Regions from separate parts of the Homo sapiens genome. Here region 2 is linked to region 1. A link is a loop called in an ENCODE intact Hi-C map of the cell type or tissue named here. Cell type or tissue: heart right ventricle. All regions are shown on one strand.

The links. Peaks named below come from ENCODE experiments on the same cell type or tissue, not always from the same donor. Only the 100,000 strongest peaks of a DNase experiment are listed, where the experiment ranks them.
Region 2: it touches region 1 in a loop (2.0-fold over the local background); 7 of 110 quality-filtered maps call a loop at or near these places.

What each region holds. Positions count from the first base shown.
Region 1 is chr22:33,865,053-33,870,052 of GRCh38, forward strand. All of the region lies in intron 1 of LARGE1 (LARGE xylosyl- and glucuronyltransferase 1), which reads right to left. Among named protein-coding and RNA genes, the nearest start is that of LARGE1, 53 kb to the right of the region's middle. RefSeq lists enhancers at 2,405-2,904, 3,994-4,494, 4,495-4,995. In heart right ventricle, a CTCF peak has its summit at 2,268; no DNase peak of the experiment used is centred here; H3K27ac peaks cover 5,000 bases.
Region 2 is chr22:33,809,019-33,814,018 of GRCh38, forward strand. All of the region lies in intron 1 of LARGE1 (LARGE xylosyl- and glucuronyltransferase 1), which reads right to left. Among named protein-coding and RNA genes, the nearest start is that of LARGE-AS1, 87 kb to the left of the region's middle. In heart right ventricle, no CTCF peak of the experiment used is centred here; a DNase peak (open chromatin) is centred at 2,883; H3K27ac peaks cover 1,913 bases.

The sequences.
Region 1 (5,000 bases):
GATGCACTGTTATCATAAAGTACTGCTGACTTCTACTGTGGAACAGAATTCAGTGACCTCTGCTTCCACGTCTGTGCAGGACAAGCTCCCTCTGCTTTTGCTCCATAGCCCCAAGTCTAGCCCAGAACCTACTCCCCTTCACCCATCTTCAAGAAGGGAAGGCACAGCTGGGAGCCGTAAAATGCCACTATACCCATGAGCTGCAACCATTTGTTCCCTCCAGCAAGACTGCAGATAATTTCAGCCGGACCTTCTCTTCTTCTCACTCTGACCTCGAAGTAGATTTTGTTTCATCTGTTTGTTTTCATGACAGAACATCCTGGTAGGGAATATTGGCGTCTTTTTCTTTTCAAAGTGACACTGACACAACTCCACTTTGTGCAAATAAATGTTTTCAACCTAAATGAGTCATTTGGTGGGAACAGTGAGTTCGCAAGCCTGCATATAGGTTGACCCCTTTACCAAGGAGGGTGGCAGGTAGCATTGTGTTTGGGGCTGACAAATATTATGAACAATGAGATCCTTTCCATGGTGATATCCCTTGCTGTACGCAGGGAAAATAAGGATAAAAATAGGGTGATAGTTGAAAACTCTGGGCCAGGCAGAATGCATCCTTGGGGAGAATCCAGCTACACTAGTATCTTGCCATAAAATCTTGAGAGTAAAGGAGGTATTTAACTTCTGACTCTTGTTAATTCATTTGTGGTTGTCAGGATTTTAAATGTAAAACATTTAAAAAATACTCAGTATATAGTAAGCATTCAATGTTAGCTGTTATTCTTTTTTTTTTTTTTTTTTTTTTTTTTTTTTTTTTTTGACAGGGTCTCGCTCTGTCATCCAGGCTGGAGTCCAGTGGCATGATCTGAGTTCACTGCAACCTCTGCCTCCCAGGCTCAAGCAATCCTCCCATCTCAGCCTCCCAAGTAGCTGGGACTACAGATGCACACCACCATGCCCAGCTAATTTTTGTAATTTTAGTAGAGATAGGGTTTCACCATGTTGCCCAGGCTGGTCTCCAACTCCTGGGCTCAAGCAATCCTCCTGCCTCAGCCTCCGGCCTCAGCTCTGGGTAGGCCCAGAGTTAACTACCCCATGGTGGATGGATGTGGCCAACTCAGCTGCTGCCAGATGACACTCATAAATGATCATAAAGCAATCTGCCTCAGCCTCCTAAAGCACTGGGATTATAGGTATGAGCCACTGTACCCAGCCTGTTGTTCTTTAGAGACAGCATATAGGGGGCTGTTTTGCCCAGTATGGGAGTCACAACCCACATGTGGCTATTTAAATTTAATTAAAATTAAACAAAATTAAAAATTCAGTTCCTCAGTTGCACTAGCTACCTTTCAAGTACTCAGTAACTACCCATGTCTAGCGGTGACAACATCGGATGGTGCAGATGGAGAGCAGTTCCATCCTGCAGAAGGTTCTGTAAGACAGTGCTGATATGAAGGTGAAGGAGTAGCTTGAAGCTTGAGGGTCTGTGTGACCTTGGGTGAGTTACTTCACCTCTCTGTGCCTCATTTCCTCATTTGTAAAATGGGGATAATGTAGCTACATTATTCAGTCATAATAAGGATTATCTGCTCTGGAAGCACTCACAATAATGCTTATGATAATGGTAAACACACACCAGATGGAGCCCTAGAATGGACGACAGACACCCTTATGGTGCACGGTGGATTGCTGCGAGGATTAGAAAGACTTTTATAGAAAGCACCTCCCACAGGCCCAAACATAGCAGACACTCAGTCCATTCACTTTTTTTTTCAATAAATGTTCACAGAGCACCTACTATGGGTAGGCATTCTTCTAGGCACCAGAGACATAGAAATGAACAAAGGCCTTGCCCTCATGGAGCTTACAGTCTCACTAAAGGGGTTGATTATTGCTTACGCTAACAGGAACACCAACATGTCCAGCATATTACGTATTCTCAGCAATGAAAAAGAAATGCCAACCACAAAGCTACCCACAAAGGTGGCATCTGACAAAAAGGGCTCTAATGAATGAATGGATGGATGGATAGATGAATGAATGAGGGTGTGGGGAGGAGGCTCAATAATGCACAAGCAATGAACTGGGCTCTGGGTGGGCCCAGAGTTAATTACCCCACGGTGGATGGATGTGGCTAACTCAGCTGTTGCCAGGTGACACTCATAAATGATCATAAAGCAGTCTGTAAACAGTGTTATGTATAAAACCTTAATCATCATGAACAGGAATCTTAAGATCCAAATGCCTGGGATAAACATGGCCTTTGCACACATGCCCTCTGCCTTCTGTTCTGGACTCTGCTCTGACTCATCCTGTGGGCTGGGACTGTTCACTCAGCAGAGGGACCAAACAGCCTTTCACTGGCCCTGGACAAATGAAACCCCCTAAGAGGGAGGTGTCCCACTGCCCAGAAAACCCCTCCCCAGCCCTCGGACTCACCTGCCGGCCTGAGCAACGTGCCTTCTAGCGCTGGTTCTATTATTCACGACAAGGGGCTTTCCCAGGAGGCAGCAAGTGGCACTATGCTGCCTGCGTTTCTATTTCCAAAATCTGAAAGCTCTGTTTCATAGGTTTGCAGCTCCCTGACAGCTAAATGTCATGGGATGGAGCCACGTTGAATCACTGGATCTACTTCGCACCAGCAGGCTGGGCCTCAGAAAGTTATTTCAAGTCCTCTAGTCCCGATCGCTCCTTTTTTGTTTAGTAAGTAAAAATAGTGCATGCTTCACAACGTTGTTAGTAGGATTACATGAGAGAACTTAAATAAAGTGCCCAAGTCTTTGGTAGGACCTAGCTCATGTCCTACCTAGAACACCAAGATGGCTAGACAAGAAGAGGAGATGCAGCTCAAGTACCAGTTCGGTCACTATCTATCGGGGCCACCTGGTCTACCTGCGGCTTGCCCAATTCCCTCCTCATTCAAGAGGAGAGGGCCAAACCGGATCCAAGCAGCCTACCCTGTAATCTCTTGCAGCACACTACCCGCTCCATTTTCCCACAACCACGGTACATTTCATCCTGCTGAAAAGAATACAAAGCATATGAAAATTCAGTGCAAGAATTCATACCAGCAACCTCGTCCATCTGCATAAGACTTCGTTCCAAATGGTGACAACAGGCCCTGTGCTCATTACAGGTCTCACATGTGCATGGGTGTGTGGGAACAGCACCCTGTAATCCATGGGACTGAGAGGCAACTACCACAGCCGGCCTCGTCGGAAGCAGAAACACCTGAGAAACGCCAGGTTTGGAATGCTAGTTCTATGTGGCTTTTATACATGTACTAAAATTAAGAGCCAAGTTTTAGTGTAAAAATGCCTGTCTTGAATACCACACTTCGAGACGAGATGATGTCTAAGGGTCTTCCTGTATCTGATCTACAAGGATTCCTGCTAGGAGTTCACCTGGTGGGGAGGACAGGGCTGAAATGAGGTTAGGTGATGCTCCCCACGTGGCCTAAAACCATTACTGTCCCTCACTTCCCTCACCATCCCAGCCAGCATCTGCCACACCATGACCTCCTCTTGCCCATGGCCCTCCCTAACATGTCCTTAATTGTATTACAGGCAATTTCCACTCCCCTAACCAGGCAGATTCCTCCCATCAAAAACATTTCTGTGCCTCTTATTAAAAACTCCTTCATTTGATGCCCCTTTCTAGTGATTGCCCACGCCCTGGTCTGGTCAACCAGAAATCACCTATCATGTCAAATCCCAACTCATCATGCATTTACTGTATGTCTACCCCATGGCAGGCACAGCACACAGACTTGACAATGACCATGGCTGACCTTGAGGGGCTCAAAACTAAATGGAAAGGGGGTTGCAAGGTACACGGATTCACGGCAAAACTAAATGGGCAGCCACTAGTACTTCAACAGAATTCTAAGATGCCAGGCACTCAGGGCAGGACTGGCTGATTCCAAACGTGGGGTTGTGGAAAGAAGGGCCATGAACGAGGCTCCAAAAATGAGCAGAATGTAGACAGGGAGAGCAAAAGGGGGAAAGAAGGGAGACCCTTTCATTTGAAATCCAACTTTCTGAAGGGAGACCCTTTCATTTGAAATCCAACTTTCTGATCAATGCTCATCATTCTGGCCCTCTCTTACCCTTGGAGCCAGCTCCTTTGGATCCACTTAAGATTTCTACTGCATCCTCCTCTTGTCTGTCGGTTGGCTACTCCCTGCTTGATCTGACCCCTGCAGGCCTACTCACCTTCCCTACTCCCCAGGCCCTGACCCAAAACAACACTCTCAGAGTTGGCATTAAGTGTGGCAAGGCTAAAATTAGGACTGTTTCCATAGATATCTAGACTTCTCTGTAGCAAATGTGTTCAGCTCCCTCCCAAGTAGGGAAAAAAAAAGTATTCTCCATTCTGACTGCAAAGCAACCCAGGGGTCTGAAAAATCGAAGCCTCCTCACATCTGGATGCGCCTCTGGCTTCCCACCTCCATGGGAAGGAAAAGAGGAGCCTCCTCGGGTCTGTGCAGTGGTTTGCAGGGGTACTACAAAAGCCATTTGTCCTCACTGACGAGAAAACACCAGGCACAAAAGGAGGGGTAGCAACCGTGGGAAGCACTCGCATGTCCAGACCACCAGCACATAGGTGTGTACCCTCATGTCATCCTGGGAAGGGGGTCCCTTCTGGGAGGTGGTTCTCCTTTCTCCCCATTTCAGAGATGAGGCAATGCAGACCAGGAAAACTACATAATTCAGTGTTGCTGGAAGACGTGCCACATCACGGTGAAAAGATGGGAAATAGAAATTCAAAGATGTTCAGAGAACTGCCCAAAGCCACCCCACAAAGGGCCGTCATCAGGAGTATGGGGAAGTAAAAACAGAAACCGCTGATGTTGAAGGCACTGTTTTGTTAGAGGTTCTGGGTTCAATACTTCATGTGGAGTCTCGCATTTCACCCTAGTTATGAGTTGAATTGTGTATCCCCCAGAAAGATGTGTTGAAGTCCTAACCCCACTCAGAATGTGACCTTATTTGGAAACAAGT
Region 2 (5,000 bases), 56 kb before region 1:
CCCAGCACTTTGGGAGGCCAAGGTGGGCGGATCACCCGAGGTCAGGAGTTCAAGACCAGCCTGGCCAACATGGAGAAACCCCATCTCTACTAAAAGTACAAAAATTAGCTGGGCGTGGTAGTGGGTGCCTGTAATCCCAGCTACTCAGGAGGCTCAGGCAAGAGAACTGCTTGAACCCAGGAGGCAGAGGCTGCGGTGAGCCGAGATTGCGCCACTGCACACCAGCCTGGTGACAGAGTGAGACTCCATCTCAAAAAAAAAAAAATCAGGTCCTGTGTGATGTATTTCCCTAGCCTCCTGCACTTTTCTAGATGGAGCTACCATTTATACTTATGAACATACACAACTATATGTTCCATGCCCTCAATAAGCAGTGAGCTCAGAGAATATGCCTGTTTTGACCAGCACTGGTTCCCAAAAGCTTAGCACAACACCTGTGCATAGCACATAGGAAGTTGTCAATAAATATGTATTATTAGATGCAAGGACAGATGGATGAATAGTCTGAATTTCCAGAGAGGTGTGGGCCTCACATTCTGCATGTCTAAACCAGCACTTTCCAATGGAAATATTATATAATGCTAGTTAGCCACATGTATAGTTTTTCATTTTCTAGCAGCCACATTTTAAAAAGAGCTAACAGGTGAAACTAATTTAAATAATATACCTTATTTCCTCCAATGTATGAAAATATTATTTCAACATATCATCAATATAAAAATAACCAATGAGATATTTTATAGTTTTCCATACTAAATATTCAAGATCAGATGCATATTTTACACTTAAGTACATCTCAATTGGGGTGCTAAATTTTCAATGACTGAAGTGAAATAGTACCTCCAAAACCAGAAGCTTGTGTTAAAAAAAAAAACAAAAAAACTTTACACTGCTTCACTTTTTAGATGTAATAAAGATTTTACAATTTGCAGTTCAGTTCCTCAGTGGTACTAGCCACATTTCAAGCACTTGTAGTTATAGGCGGGTGTTGCTACCACCCAGGAGAGCACAGAAAAAAAACTACAGTAGTCTGCATGCAACAGACACCAGATCTCTCACTCTGAACAAGACACAGCATGGGGGATGGGAAGAGAACTAACATTTATTATGACAAAATTATAAAACTTTTCAACCCATTATCTCATGGAATATGTAACAATCCTATAAAATAGGTATTGCTGTTTTCACGTTTGCAGGTAAAGAAATTGGTTGAGAGAGTTTACACTGACCAAGATCATATAGCTAGCAAGTGCTGGTCAGGATCTGAACCAAGGACTGGCTGAACCCAAAGCCATAGCCCGATACTCTTGGTCCCACAGTACTCTCTGGACCTCCGCTGAAGGCAACAAAATCTCCCTCTTGACTCCCCAGAAGCAAATTACATAAGGCACATGAATCCAAGATTCTACCATGGTGTGGTGGTTCTCATATTGTTCACAAATATCAGCTCTTCAGCTCTGAGCACATCAAGGTAGAACTTCTCTGCCCCAGAACAGCCATGGGACCTACTCTGGCCAATGAAATACGAATGCATGCAACTCACTGCAAGCTTTAAGAACCATTATGCGCCCTTTTCTCTCTATCTTAAGGACTAGCAAGAGTACTGATAGAGACTGCCTCACTATCAGGATCCCAGAGTGAAGACAGCATGCAGCAGTGCCATGAGTAGCCTGTGATGGACTTGTAGTACAGGGTGAGGGATGAATTTCTTTTTTTTTTTTTTGAGATGGAGTCTTGCTCTGTTGCCCAGGCTGGACTGCAATGGTGCGATCTTGGATCACTGCAACTTCCGCCTCCCGGGTTCAAGCAATTTCCCTGCCTCAGTCTCCCAAGTAGCTGGGACTACAGGTGTGCGCCACCGTGCCTAGCTAATTTTTGTATTTTTAGTACAGACGGGGTTTCACCATGTTGGCCAGGATGATCTCGATCTCCTGACCTTGTGATCTACCCGCCTCGGCTTCCCAAAGTGATTTTTTTGTTCTATGCGAGATTTGTTACTGCAGCATAACCTAACCTGCCCCCGACTCATATAAACATGATTAATGCGTGAGTGGAAGATGGGTAAATTGGGTGTTCAGGGAAAAGTGGGTGATTCTGAGCTCTTGCTTATGTTAACTGCAATAACCCTGCAGTCTGCTCCTCCATAAAGTCAGTCAAAAGGCTATTAGACCACCAGCTGTGGTGGGGTCTGGTTTCATCCCTACTGGTATTACTGTATTTCTTACAAATAGCTCATTAAGGCAATTATCAGTCATTAGCACAGTAGCCTGAGCAACAGTACAAGCACACACATTAATAAAACATAATTTAGCAGAGCAAGTAAAGACATGAACAAACTAGGCTCCCTTGTGGGACGCTCGTGGCTGAAGAGAATTTCCACTACACTAAAGCCAGGCACTCTGGAGAAGTATGCCAATCTCAGCACCTCTTAAGTGATCATTTGCATGAGCTTCAGTTCAACCAACAAAACCTGAGTCTTGAAGGATTACTAGGAGTCTGACAGGGAGAAAAAGTTAACAGCTTTCCAAGGAAAAAAAGATTTCCCAAATATTCGCAACGTGGAAGAGCATGCTGTATTTAGGAAGTGGTAAAATCATGATTTGGTATATAGAGGTGGGGCCCAAGACCAGGAAAGAAGGCCAGAGCCCAACTGGGAACAGCTTTATTACGTCACGGTAAATTGTTCAAACTTTTTCTAGAGGCAAGAAGAAGTAATCAAAGAGGCTCTAGCAGGGAATGTCATGAGCTGCTCTGAGCCTTAGAAAAGTCATTCTGGCAGTATAAGAATGATGGATTAGGAGACACAGGAAGGAGGAGGCCGGAGCATCAGCTAGTGAAATACTTCAGGCCAGGGATAATGGGAGCCCAGCCCAGAACTGTGACAAATGGAAAGAAAAAGACCAGAACACAGGAAATGGGCTGACCCGGGCTTAGCGCTCAATTGCATGACCTAAGTAAGAGAGGAACAAGGAAAGGGGAAATTGGCTACAGAAAGTCTCTAAGGATGACTGAGATTTCCACCTTGGGTATATAACAATGCATTAAAAGGGACTACTGGAAACTAATTTGACAGGTTCAACCCAGGTGGCAAATGCAGAAAACGATTAACAACATGTACACACAGACATTAAAAACTCATTTATTTTCCCACTCAAGGGCACTTAATAGCTAAGGTTCCAGGAGCACATGCCCCAAAGGGCTGGACCATGAAGTTAGGGCTATGCTAAGCTCCAGGTATGCTCTAAAACATATTGGGAATTGTGCCTGGCCTCCCCTGCCTTCTCACGGTTCTGACACAGCATCTCACCTGCCCAGAACTTGTGACAGTCACTTGGCTTCATTTTGGACGAGGCTCTTTTTGACATGTAATGTCTTCTATTCGTTACTTCCCCCAGACACATGCACAAGTGATGACTCTCTCTTTGCATACTGCGGTGCCTTTTCTCTTCATTCAGGTCTCCTAGGAAAACTGAGATTCAAACCAGAGCCTCCTGCTGTGCATTTTCCAGCCAGGGTGCATTGTCATCAGTGAGGCCTCACTCAATCACACATTCATCTTTGATCCGCCGGGTTGAAGGCACAGATGGCGCAGGCCTCACCAGGCCATCCTGTCCATCTATCAGTCCCTCTGCAATGATCCCCTTGGGGTTCTGGGCTATTACCAAGTTTCCCTTTGTGTGGATATTTCATTCCATAAGCACAGTCAAGCCTCAACAGCTGTCCAGGCCAACAAAGATCAAGAAGTTTCTTCACAGTTTATTTGCTCATTCAACACACAGGTACTATGCCCTGACAACACGCCAGGCCCTGTGCTAGACAATGAAGCACAGAGATGAAAACTGTCTGTCCTTCAAGAAGTCCATAGCCTCCTCAAGGAGACAAAGATATTAAAAGACAAATAAAACAGAGATAATTAATGCAACTAGCACTGTTTGCTTTCTGGTTTTCTCCTATTAGGTGGTACCAAATTGGCATATGAATACAGACTATTCTCTTAGTATTGGTTTAAATGGTGGTATGAAGTACATCTACTGCATTAAGAAGTGCCACTCTAGGCCGGGCGCAGTGGCTCACCCCTGTAATCCCAACTCCTTTGGGAGGTCAAGGCAGGTGGATCATCTGAGGTCAGGAGCTCGAGACTAGCCTGGCCAACATGGCAAAATCCCGTCTCTAGTAAAGATACAAGATCGTGCCATCACTCCAGCCTGGGCAACAAGAGCAAAACTCCGTCTCAAGAAAAAAAAAAAAAAAAATTAGTGCCACTCTAAGAATCAACAAGCTTCCCCAGGCAAGACTGTCAAGCCCTAGTCCTGAGAAGCTTGTGGAAATAAATCAGGATTGTATGCTCTTTTGTTCATCTCCGATAGTCAAATGCCACAAGACCAGAAACAAAACATAGTTCCAGCAATGTCCCACACACACATCTTGGTGGAGGACAGATGTGTCTGACATCTGGGATCTCTTCTGCTCAACGGCCCACCAGATACATAAAACAGAATTGAGAATGGTGACCATCCATCTTCAGAAATGTTGAAGTCTTACTCATTCCCATTTGGACACAACCATTGAGGAACAACATACAGCTTCTGTTCGGCCTCGGCTGTGGGCTCGATGACAAAACACTACTGCAGGATGTTCCATCTTTTCTGCCTAGTAAAGATCTCATGGTGAAATCCATCTTCACAGTGAAGACAGGAAGCCCAGGTACCCTTGAACTCCATCCTTTTCTCCATCTTGACTGGTATCTCCAGTTTTTCCCAAACTCTTGCATTCTACGATGCTCCCAACTTCAGCCTTAAATACCTTATAGGAAAATCTCCACATAAGAACAAACGTCACATTAGAACAACTCAATGAACACTGAACAAACATGCAAGGAGGGAAACAATTATTTACTGAGTGTTTAAATCATGCCAGAGATACTCCACACTCTTGCAACAAGCCTAAAACGTAAATATTAATTTTTCCTGTTTAGAGAAAAAACTTTAAAAAGCATCACT